Linked DNA regions of Homo sapiens: region 2 is linked to region 1. Evidence: read pairs that join two places in POLR2A ChIA-PET (ENCODE). Cell type or tissue: MCF 10A. All regions are shown on one strand.

Region 1 (5,000 bases):
TTAACTTTTTCCAATTACTGTTTCAAAACTATTATTAATAGTAGCAATACTGATTTATTTTTTCCAGCTTTCTTGAGGTATCATTGACAAATAAAAATTATATACATTTAAAGAGTATGAGGCCGTACAAGGTGGCTCATACCTGTAGTCTCAGCACTTTGGGAGGCTGAAGTGGGTGGATCAACTGAGATCAGGAGTTTGAGACCAGCCTAGCCAACATAGTGAAACCCCATCTCTACTAAAAATACAAAAATTAGCCCAGTGTGGTGGCACGCACTTGTAATCCCAGCTACTCAGGAGGCTGAGGCAGGAGAATTGCTGGAACCTGGGAAGCAGAGGTTGCAGTGAGCAGAGATCACACCACTGCACTCCAGCCTGGGAGACAGAGTGAGACTCCACCTCAGAAAAAATGAATAAATAAAAAAAAGTGTATGTTTTGTTATACACACACAGTTATTACAATCGAGCTGACATATCCATCACCTCACACAGTTATGTGTGTGAGTGTGTGTGTATGTGAACACCTGAGATCTAATCTCTTAACAAATTTCAAGTATAAGATATATTATTATTAACCATAGTCACCATGCTGTACATTAGCTTTCCAGAATTTATTCATCTTGCAATGGACAGTTTTACCTTTTGACCAACATCTCCCATCTTCTCCTACCCCCATCCCCGGTAACCACCATTCTTGTCTCTGTTGCTGTGAGTTCAACTTTTTAAAGATGCCAGTTATAAGTGAGAATATGCAGCATTTGTTTTTATGTGCCTAGTTTATTTCACCTGGATAATGTCCTTCCAGGTTCATCCATGTTGTCTCAAATGGCAGGGTTTTCTCCTGTTTTCAAAGGTTGAATAATATTCCTCTGTGTGTGTGTGTGTCGTGTGTGTGTGTATCACATTTTCTTTATCCAATCATCTGTTGATGGACACTTAGGTTATTTCCATGTCTTGGCTACTGTTTTTTGTTTGTTTGTTTGTTTTTGTTGTTGTTGTTGTTTTTTGAGATGGGGTCTCACACTGTCGCCCTGGCTGGAGTGCAATGGTGAGATCTCGGCTCACTGCAACCTCCACCTCCACACCTGTCTAATTTTTGTATTTTTAGTAGAGATGGGGTTTCACTATGTTGGCCAGGATGGTCTCGAAATCCTAACCTCAAGTGATCTGCTTGCTTGGGCCTCCCAAAGTGCTGGGATTACAGGCATGAGCCACCACACCTGATCTTCCCTCTTTTTCCATACTTTAAAAACTTAAAAGATGCAGTCAAAGCAAATCATGCCTAATTTAAGCAAATCATTCCTAATTACCTATGGAAATTGTTCCATAGGTAATGATTACTACAACCACCATCACTTAGACCACTTCTACTTTCTTGTTTAGCTCTTTGTCATTTCATGGATCATTTTCTTCTGTAGCCATATTTTTTCACTTAACATGAAAGGTATCTGTCGCATTACCATAAAGACCTCAGAGGTTTCATATATTGCATCAAATGGAGCAATATATGAGCATCCTACTCATTCCCATAGGTTTCTAACATTTTGACCAGCTTGATTCTGATTTTTTGCTATTATGAATCCCTAATAAAGATTTGTGTCTGATTAGAGTTACTTCTTTGTTTATTTTCCTAGAGATTGAACTCCTGATATTTGAAACTGTTTTCCAAAGGATGATATCAAAACCCACCTCTGTATTTAACACACGAGGCTGTTCACTTCACCCTGGCCTGTCCAGAAACTTTCTTTTTTGTTTCTGTTTCTGCTATTTTGATGGTGGCATTTTATGTTCATTTAGTGCCTAATGAGATTAACAAATGTTCCCGGTATTTGTCATCAAGTTGTTGATGTTGTAATTGTTCTTGTTATTATGTTAGAGCAATATTGGTCAGGAGAGATGTTGGCAGGGCTGGGGTAGAGGTGAGGGGCTAGAAGTGGGAGACGGTTAGTGCCAAAGCCGGGAAACTGGAGCTTTGCAAACTGCAGGCAGTTTGCAACCTCACAGATTCATCACTTTACTTTTTCTGGTTAGGACTGTGATTGCGTCCTTCCAACCGCAAATTGAAGGTTGAACCTGGAGCTATGTTCATGTAACACTGCCATAAAACTTGTACCTCAGGTTGGTTTAAAATAACTCTGACACCTCACATTCTCCTCTGTCAGGCTTGAGTGATTCTCTTTTCCAAAATTTATTTGTTCCGTGATTCACACCCAGCAGAAGTCATGAGGCGGGGCTGGATCATGCTGTCCCAAGGGTGTTGGCAGAGCTGCCTGTTCGGTTGGTGGTTGGTTCTTCTCTTCCCAGGTGCCTTGGACTTCCCCAAGCTTTCCTTCTTGCTAAGCAGGGTTGCCCAGGCGTCTTCAGCTGCCTGTGGGTTTAGAATGAACGTGTCTTTTGGCCCTATACTCCGGGGCCCAGAAGCCATGATGGAGAAGAGTTAGGCATGGGGATGCTATATCTCCTCTTACTTCAGTGCTCTCATCCTATTTTTCACTAATCAGGGCCTCAAATGGCTGTAACATACTATTTGTGCACCCCACCTCCATTCAATTTCTTCAACGCTCATGTGTCAGGGCCTCTTTCCAGGTCTCAAGAAATTCAGGCCTCAATTTTTCTGGAATGTTCTGATTTCAAATATGCTGCCCCCAAATAATATTTCCTCAGGTACCTTCGTGCAGAGAATGGTAGGTCCTGATGTTCGTGTTCCCAGCCAGTGACATTGACTATGGTGTGCTGAGCCCTCTGCAGGCTCCAGGCTGAGCTGCTGACATGTACCACCTCACGTAATTACTTTTTCTTTTTTAAGAGACGGAGTCTCGCTCTGTCACCCAAGCTGGAGTGCAGTGGCACGATCTCGGCTCACTGCAGCCTCCGCCTCCTGGGTTCCAGCGATTCTTCTGCCTCAGCCTCCTGGGTAGCTAGGATTACAGGCACGTGCCACCACACCTGGCTAACTTTTGTATTTTTAGTAAAGATGGGGTTTCATCATGTTGGCCAGCTGGTCTCGAACTCCTGACCTCAGGTGATCCGCCCGCCTTGGCCTCCCAGAGTGCTGGGATTACAGGCATGAGCCACCGCACCTGGCCTCACATAATTCTTATCTCAACCCCATGAGGAAGGCATTATTGACCCCATTTTGTAGGCAAGGAAATAGGCTCAGAGAAGTGGAATGACTCAACCAAGATCACACAACTGTTAGTAAAATAAATCAGGACTTGAACCCAGATTTAGCTGATTGCAAAGCGTTAACCACAAGGTTTTGCTGGCCAAATACAGGGGGAGATAAAAGATCCCAGACCCTCTGATCTTCTGATTTAGATTCATTCAACAGACACCTGCTGAGCACCCCTCTGCTGAGCACCCCTCTGTCCTAGGCATCAGGGACACACAGAAACAGAACCAATAGAACATATAGATGTATAGATAGATAGATAGATAGATAGATAGATAGATAGATAGATATCTACATCTATATATGTTCATATATATGGAGTGAGGGAGAGACAGAATTCAAGGAATTGGCTCAGCTCACATGATTGTGGAGGCTGGCAAATCCAAAATCTGTTAAGTAGGCCAGCAGGCTGGAGACCAGGGAAGAGCTGATACTGCAGCTCAAGACAACAGGCGTAGAACTCCAACTCCCTCTTCCTTGCGGGGGTGTCAGTCTTTTTTCTCTGGAGGCTTTCAGCCAGTTGGATGAGGCCCACCACAATACGGAAGTCATCTGCTTTACTAGAAGTCTATTGATTTAAATGTAAATCTCAACTAAAACACACCTTCACAGCAACATCCAGACGGGTGTTTGACCAAATATCTGGGAACTGGTGGCCTGGCCAAGTTGACACAAAAAAATTAACCAGCACCAAACACATAGTTTAAGGCAGGGTTCCTAATCCTATGGGGTCATTTAGTCTTTTGAACATTTAAAGGAAGCAATCAAGATGCCCTTAGCTTTTCTTTTCTTGCATGTGGGGAAAATGAGGCTCGGGTAGAAGCTGTAACTTTCCTAAAGCTACAGGCAAGTGGATGCAGAACGAAGGCAGGGACTTCCTCTTCTGACTTCGGTTAGCGTTCTTCATCTTCTGGGAATTTCTTAGTTTGGGCAACCCCAGAAGGCAACTCTGAGACAAGGATTTGTGTGCAAGAGGTTTATTTGGGAGGTGCAGGATACACTGGTAGACAGTGGGAAAGTGAGTCAGGGAAGGAAAGAAGCGAGTAAAGGGTCTGTGAATGACCTAGTTACCACCTGTGAGTAACTGAAGATCACCCCCCTGAGGAGTGCTAGAAAGTAGTGTGAAGCCCATGCCTCAGAGTTAGCCCAAGGAGCAAGGGAACTGGGGCATTTATACTCCCACTTCCTTTTGTCATTTGCTGAGGGCTGCTCTGGGTGGTATTAGTTCCCTGGCCATTTGGTCAGCAGGCTCTGGTGGTCAGAGAAGGCCTCAGGCAAACAGTACAGGTGCCGGCACTTGGAGGCCGGGTCTCTTTGAGCTGAAGGAGGGATTGTAGGAGGAGTGGGTGGGCACACATGGCATCTTCTACAGGCTAGGGGAGGCTTAACACTCCTTCAAGAAGCAGAAGACAGCTGGGAACACAATCGCCTGAAACATGCACATGGAATTTTCTGTGTACAGTTGGATGGATTTATGGACCCCTGGACCCCACCTGGGGACCCAAGTTTAAGATTCTTGGCTTGAATCTTCCTCTGGTGACTGGTCCTTCCTCTTTCCCCCATGCCCATGCACCTGTGCTCCCTGGGAAATGGGCAAGACTTCATTGACACAGCTGCCACCCACCCACATGTGCCCAGGGACTTTTCCAGAGAGAGGCGGCTCAGTGATGGCATCCTGGTGTGGTCCCCACTGTGCAACAACCTGCTCTTCCCCAAGCTTCCAGCAGCTGGCCCCCTGCCAACCCACCCGCAGCGCCCCCACCGTGGGTTGCTCAGTCCTCTGCAATCTGCCCACTGGAGGCCAGACCTCCTCTTTGTCCTGTCAGTG
Region 2 (5,000 bases), 71 kb after region 1:
GATGGCCACCAGCAGCCTGTGCAGGGCCTGGCTCCACTGCCCAGACTAAATCTGAGATGTTCTGGGGCTGCAGCCACAGGACAGGATGGGCAGGAAAGCCAGAGCTTGAGCCAGTGACCTGGGAGAGGCCTTAGCTGCACAGGGCAGGGTGGGTCAGGGTTGGGCAGGGTGGGGCCCCAGCCCACCTGCTGCTGTCCTGCCACCAGCTCTGCCTGAATGGGTGCCCGCAATGAATCCGTCGGTGTGAGTGAGGGGCGCAGCCCTGAGGCAGCTTCTGTCCCTACCTCTGCACTCCAGACTTGGGGGAGGGCTGGAGGGAGGGAGCCTCACCTGCACACATACAGCTCCTCAGGAGGCTGAGTGTTGGGCGTCATGATCCAGGGGGCCATGCGGAAGCCCACAGTGTCTGTGAAGAGGGTCACCTCGGGCAGGGTCTGAGGGGAAAATGAGGACTTGGTGGGCCCTGCAGGGACCCCTAGCCTGCCTCAAGCCCCCCCAGCCCCCAGCCTGCCCAGCCCTGGAGCCTGCAAACTGGGCCCCCAAACCCCTCAGCCTCCTTGGCCACCCCCCAGTGCTGTACACACCCCCGGGTCCACCAGGCTGACACTGAGGGAAACCAGCCCTAGGAAATCGGCATCGGGGAAGGTCAGCCCCTCCACATAGAACTTGATCTCCTGCTCCCCTGGCTGTCGCTCAACTTCATAGGACAGACACTGGGGCCCCAGCACCTGTTTGTAGTCCGAGAGAGAATTCCCACCTAGGAAGAACAAGAGTCAGGGGCTAGCGAGGAGACAGGGGTGAGGGGCTGCAAGCCCAGGAATCCAGGACAGAGCCCCCTTTGTGGTTAGAGCAGCTTGGGTTCCTCTCTGGCTCTGCCACGTGCAAGCTGCATGGCCTTAGCTCAATGACTCAACCTCTCTAAGCCTCAGTTTCTTATCTGTAAAATGGCTAACATTTTCTCATGAGGCCAATATAAACTTTAAACTAAATAAAGAGATAGAAGCACCTGGCACAAAAGGTGAAAATTACCCATGGATAAATAGATATGCAAAATGTAATATATTCATAAGATGGAATATTATTAATTCGTAAAAAGTAATGACCAGACAGGTATGGTGGCTCATGTCTATAATCCCAGCACTTTGGGAGGCCAAGGCGGGAGGATCACTTGAGACCAGCCTGGGTAACATAGGGAGACCCCATCTCTACAAAAAATTTTTTAAAATAGCCAGGCGTGGTGGCACATGTCTGTAGTCCCAGCTACTCGGGAGGCTGAGGTGGGAGTATCGCTTGAGCCCGGGAGTTCAAGGCTGCAGTGAGCCGTGATAGCATCACTGCACGCCAGCCTGGACAACAGAGTGAGACCCTGTCTCTAAAACATAAGAAAAGTAATGAAGCACTGATTCATGCTACACCATGGATGAACCTTGAAGACATTATGCTAACTAAAAGAAGCCTATTGTATGGTTCCATTTATATGAAATATCCAGATAGGGAATTTCAGAGATACAGAGAGCACATTGGTGGCTGCACACGGCAAGAGAGGCTATCCATTCACTTGTCGAGACTTTGCTTACGCCCTGGTGTCACACTAAGTACTTTTAAGCTGAGTCCTCTGCCTAAACATCCACCACTGGTGCATGGGAGGGAACATTCTGGCTCCTGCCAGGCTCATTTAGCTGGAACAACAAGCTCTGGGTCAGTTTGAACAGCGAAGGGTGAAGGGGAATCGGGAAGGGGTAGAAGCCTGTTGCTGTTTGTAAAAACAAGTAAGAGCAGTCCGGGGTTAAGGAGTGGTAATTTATTTATTTATTTATTTATTTATTTATTTATTTATTTATTTATTTATTTGAGACAGGGTCTCACTCTGTCTCCCAGGCTGGAGTGCAGTGGCATGAACACGGCTCCCTGCAGCCTTGACTTCCTGGGCTCAAGTGATCCTCCCACTTCAGCCTTCAGAGTAGCTGGGACTACAGGCTAATTTTTTTGTATGTTTTGTAGAGACAAGGTTTTGCCATGTTGCCCAGGCTGGTCTCAAACTCCTGGGCTCAAGTGATCCTCCCGCCTTGGCCTCCCAAAGTGCTGGAATTATAGGCATGAGCCACTGGGCCCGGCCAATTTTTTCTTTTTCTTTTTTTTTTTTTTTGAGATGAAGTCTTGCACTGTCACCCAGGCTGGAGTGCAGTGGCATGATCTTGGTTCACTCACCCAGGCTGGAGTGCAGTGGCATGATCTTGGTTCACTGCAACCTCTGCCTCCTGGGTTTGAGTGATTCTCCTGCCTCAACCTCCCGAGTAGCTGGGACTACAGGCATGAGTCTCCACACCCAGCTAATTTTTTTTTTTTTTTTTAGACAGAGTCTCACTCTGTCGCCCAGGCTGGAGTGCAGTGGCGTGATCTCAGCTCACTGCAAGCTCCACCTCTTGCCTTAACCTCCGGAGCAGCTGGGACTACAGGCACCTGCCGCCACACCTGGCTAATTTTTTTGTATTTTTTAGTGGAAACGGGTTTTCTCCATGTTAGCCAGGATGTTCTCGATCTCCTGACCTTGTGATCCACCCTCCTCGGCCTCTCAAAGTGCTAGGATTACAGGTGTGAGCCACCGTGCCCGGCCTAATTTTTGTATTTTTAATAGAGACAGGGTTTCACTGTGTTGGCCAGGCTGCTCTCAAACTCCTGACCTCAGGTGATCCGCCTCCCAAAGTACTGGGATTACAGATGTGAGTCATTGCGCCCAGCCTTGGCCATATTTTTTTAAGCCACAGGCTGATTAATAAAAACTCTGATGAGAAAGACAGGTTCTGGGGCCAGAGGCAGGGCCCGGGCCTCAGCCTCACTGGTTCTCACGCCCTCCCTGCCTGGACAGTGCTTGGCATGCAGTTCAGTCCACGCTGATTGACCAGAGGAGGGAACGGGTGTGGGGCAATGGTAAAAGGAGGAGCTTTGGTGCACCCAAGACACCTGGGTTGGAATGCCTGCTCCACCCCAGATGGTTGTGCCATAGTGAATTCCTGCATCTGAGCCTCGGTTTTCCTCTCCATAAAATGGAACTCGTTGTTGTTGAACCTCCTCCTTGAGGACTATATTTGGTACTGATGGAGTGGTTGTTTGTAAGCTGTAATGAGAGTTACAAAAAGGTGATGGAAAAAAAGAGAGAGAGATGGGGGAGGAGAGGATAGATATGGATGGAGCTGGGAGGAAAAGGCCCCATCAGGCCACTCACCCCTGGCACAGAAGACCCTCACTCTTTTGGAATCAGAAAAGGGCACGTTCAAGACAAGCTTGTGGCTGTCGAAGAGCTTGTCGGGGCCATTGCAGCTCAGCAGCATTGGGGACATGTCCTGCAGGTCTGGAGAGAGTGGCCCTCTTGAGATCGCCCTTTCTCCACCCCACCAACAGGATCCACTTCCATCCCCCTTCCCCACTCCCCAGACAACACCTTGTGTCACTCACCAGCCAGCGACATCAGCCAGCTGTGGGTGAGGTCAGGCTCTGCGGACCTGTGATTGTCCCGGTCACAGTTCACCAGCAAGATAGCCCCATAGCCCTCAGGGCCCCAGCGCCAGGTTTTCTGTGGCAAAATAAGATGCCTTGGGATCAGTGGGACCCAGGAGGCTCCAGGAAGGGGTTCTAGACATGGCCAGGGCGGGCTGCTTTATTAGATTATAGATTTTCATATTTTTAGTTTGCTTAAAGATTTTAAAAAGGATTATTTGGGGAATGGAGTTCCAGATAAGGCTCTAGACCCACCTCATCCTTGTGCAGTGAGCAACCTGCACAACCATACACAATGGCTCTACCCAGCCATCACACTGGAGAAGCAAAGGTGTCATTACCACACCAAGAAATGGCCCTCAAAAGCTGGCTAAGCTTTAGCTCTGCCTGTGGGGCGGGGGTGGGCAGAGGCTGCCTGCCATGACCTTGATGAGGGTCGGGATCTGGAGAATCTTTGGGAGACCCTTCCCATCCCAGCACTCTCCTGGAACCTGTCCCATAGATATCTCTGGCATCCGCATGCAGTCCTGCAGGCTCTGCAAGCTGAGGTCTGAGCCAAGTCGGGAAACATGGCTGGAGCTCTCCCTGCCTCTGTGGTTGCTGCTGTCCCCAACACACCTCCCCACCAGACCCACAAGGCAGGGCTTACTTTCCCCATTTCACAGAAGGGTGCGGGGAGGTTCTGAGAGGTGAGTCCCAAGCCGCATAGCTGGCCTTTAAACCCAGGTTCTTGGGATTGCACAGGGCCACTGTTAGCCTTTATGGCACTCTTGCCCACCCTCTGGGTAGATGCCACTCTGCAGCAGGGCCCTAGACATGATTTGTATCATAGTTGCCACCATGCCCAAGCAGTCTTGTGCAGTGAACAACCCACGCAGCCATCCATGGCAGCCCTGCCCACCTTGTCCTCAAAGCTTTGTGATCCAGGCTGCCTCTCTGGAGTCTTTCCCTTTAAATTGTACCTTCTACCCCTCCCAGGACAGCTTCCAGATAGTTCCTGTGGGGTGACGCCTTGAGCCCACTCTGTCCTCCTCCTTACTCTTCAGGTGTTACCTGGGGCTGACCACCATAGCCTCCTCTACCCCAAGGCTTGTCTTCTCCTTGCCTTCTGTCACTCAACAATCTTTTAGGAAGCACTCCCACATGTGTAGGGGTCCAAATATAGCCCTCAAAATAAAAAAGGCAGCAACAAAAGAACCAATCCCAATTTCAAAGTGGCACAAGAGAGACCCAGAGAGGGTAAGCTGTTTTCCAGCAGTCACACAGCATGTCGGTTACAGGGTGTAGGTTAATGTCCACTCATGCCAATTTTGCTGTCCCAGATGGGTTCCCTACATGGTTGGATACTACAGACCCTGGGGATCCATCATTCTTCTGGAGGGAGGGCACAATCCACCCGGGACCACCCCAAGTTTGCCTTTCAACCCCGCAGCCTTGGGGTGCCCGGAAGGGTCTCACCTTGTCCCCTTGGCTCCTCTTCACCTTGCCTGTGCGGCCTGTGTCAA

What was found. Peaks named below come from ENCODE experiments on the same cell type or tissue, not always from the same donor. Only the 100,000 strongest peaks of a DNase experiment are listed, where the experiment ranks them.
Region 2: POLR2A ChIA-PET joins it to region 1 with 5 read pairs; 2 of 35 experiments call an interaction of 5 or more read pairs at or near these places.

The regions. Positions count from the first base shown.
Region 1 is chr1:17,295,388-17,300,387 of GRCh38, reverse strand. No RefSeq gene overlaps it. Among named protein-coding and RNA genes, the nearest start is that of PADI4, 10 kb to the left of the region's middle. RefSeq lists a silencer at 4,763-4,932. In MCF 10A, no CTCF peak of the experiment used is centred here; a DNase peak (open chromatin) is centred at 2,197.
Region 2 is chr1:17,224,382-17,229,381 of GRCh38, reverse strand. It overlaps PADI1 (peptidyl arginine deiminase 1), which reads right to left. Exons shown (of 16, transcript NM_013358.3): 4 at 4,954-5,000; 5 at 3,454-3,571; 6 at 3,224-3,349; 7 at 585-757; 8 at 331-434. Among named protein-coding and RNA genes, the nearest start is that of PADI1, 22 kb to the right of the region's middle. In MCF 10A, no CTCF peak of the experiment used is centred here; a DNase peak (open chromatin) is centred at 2,787.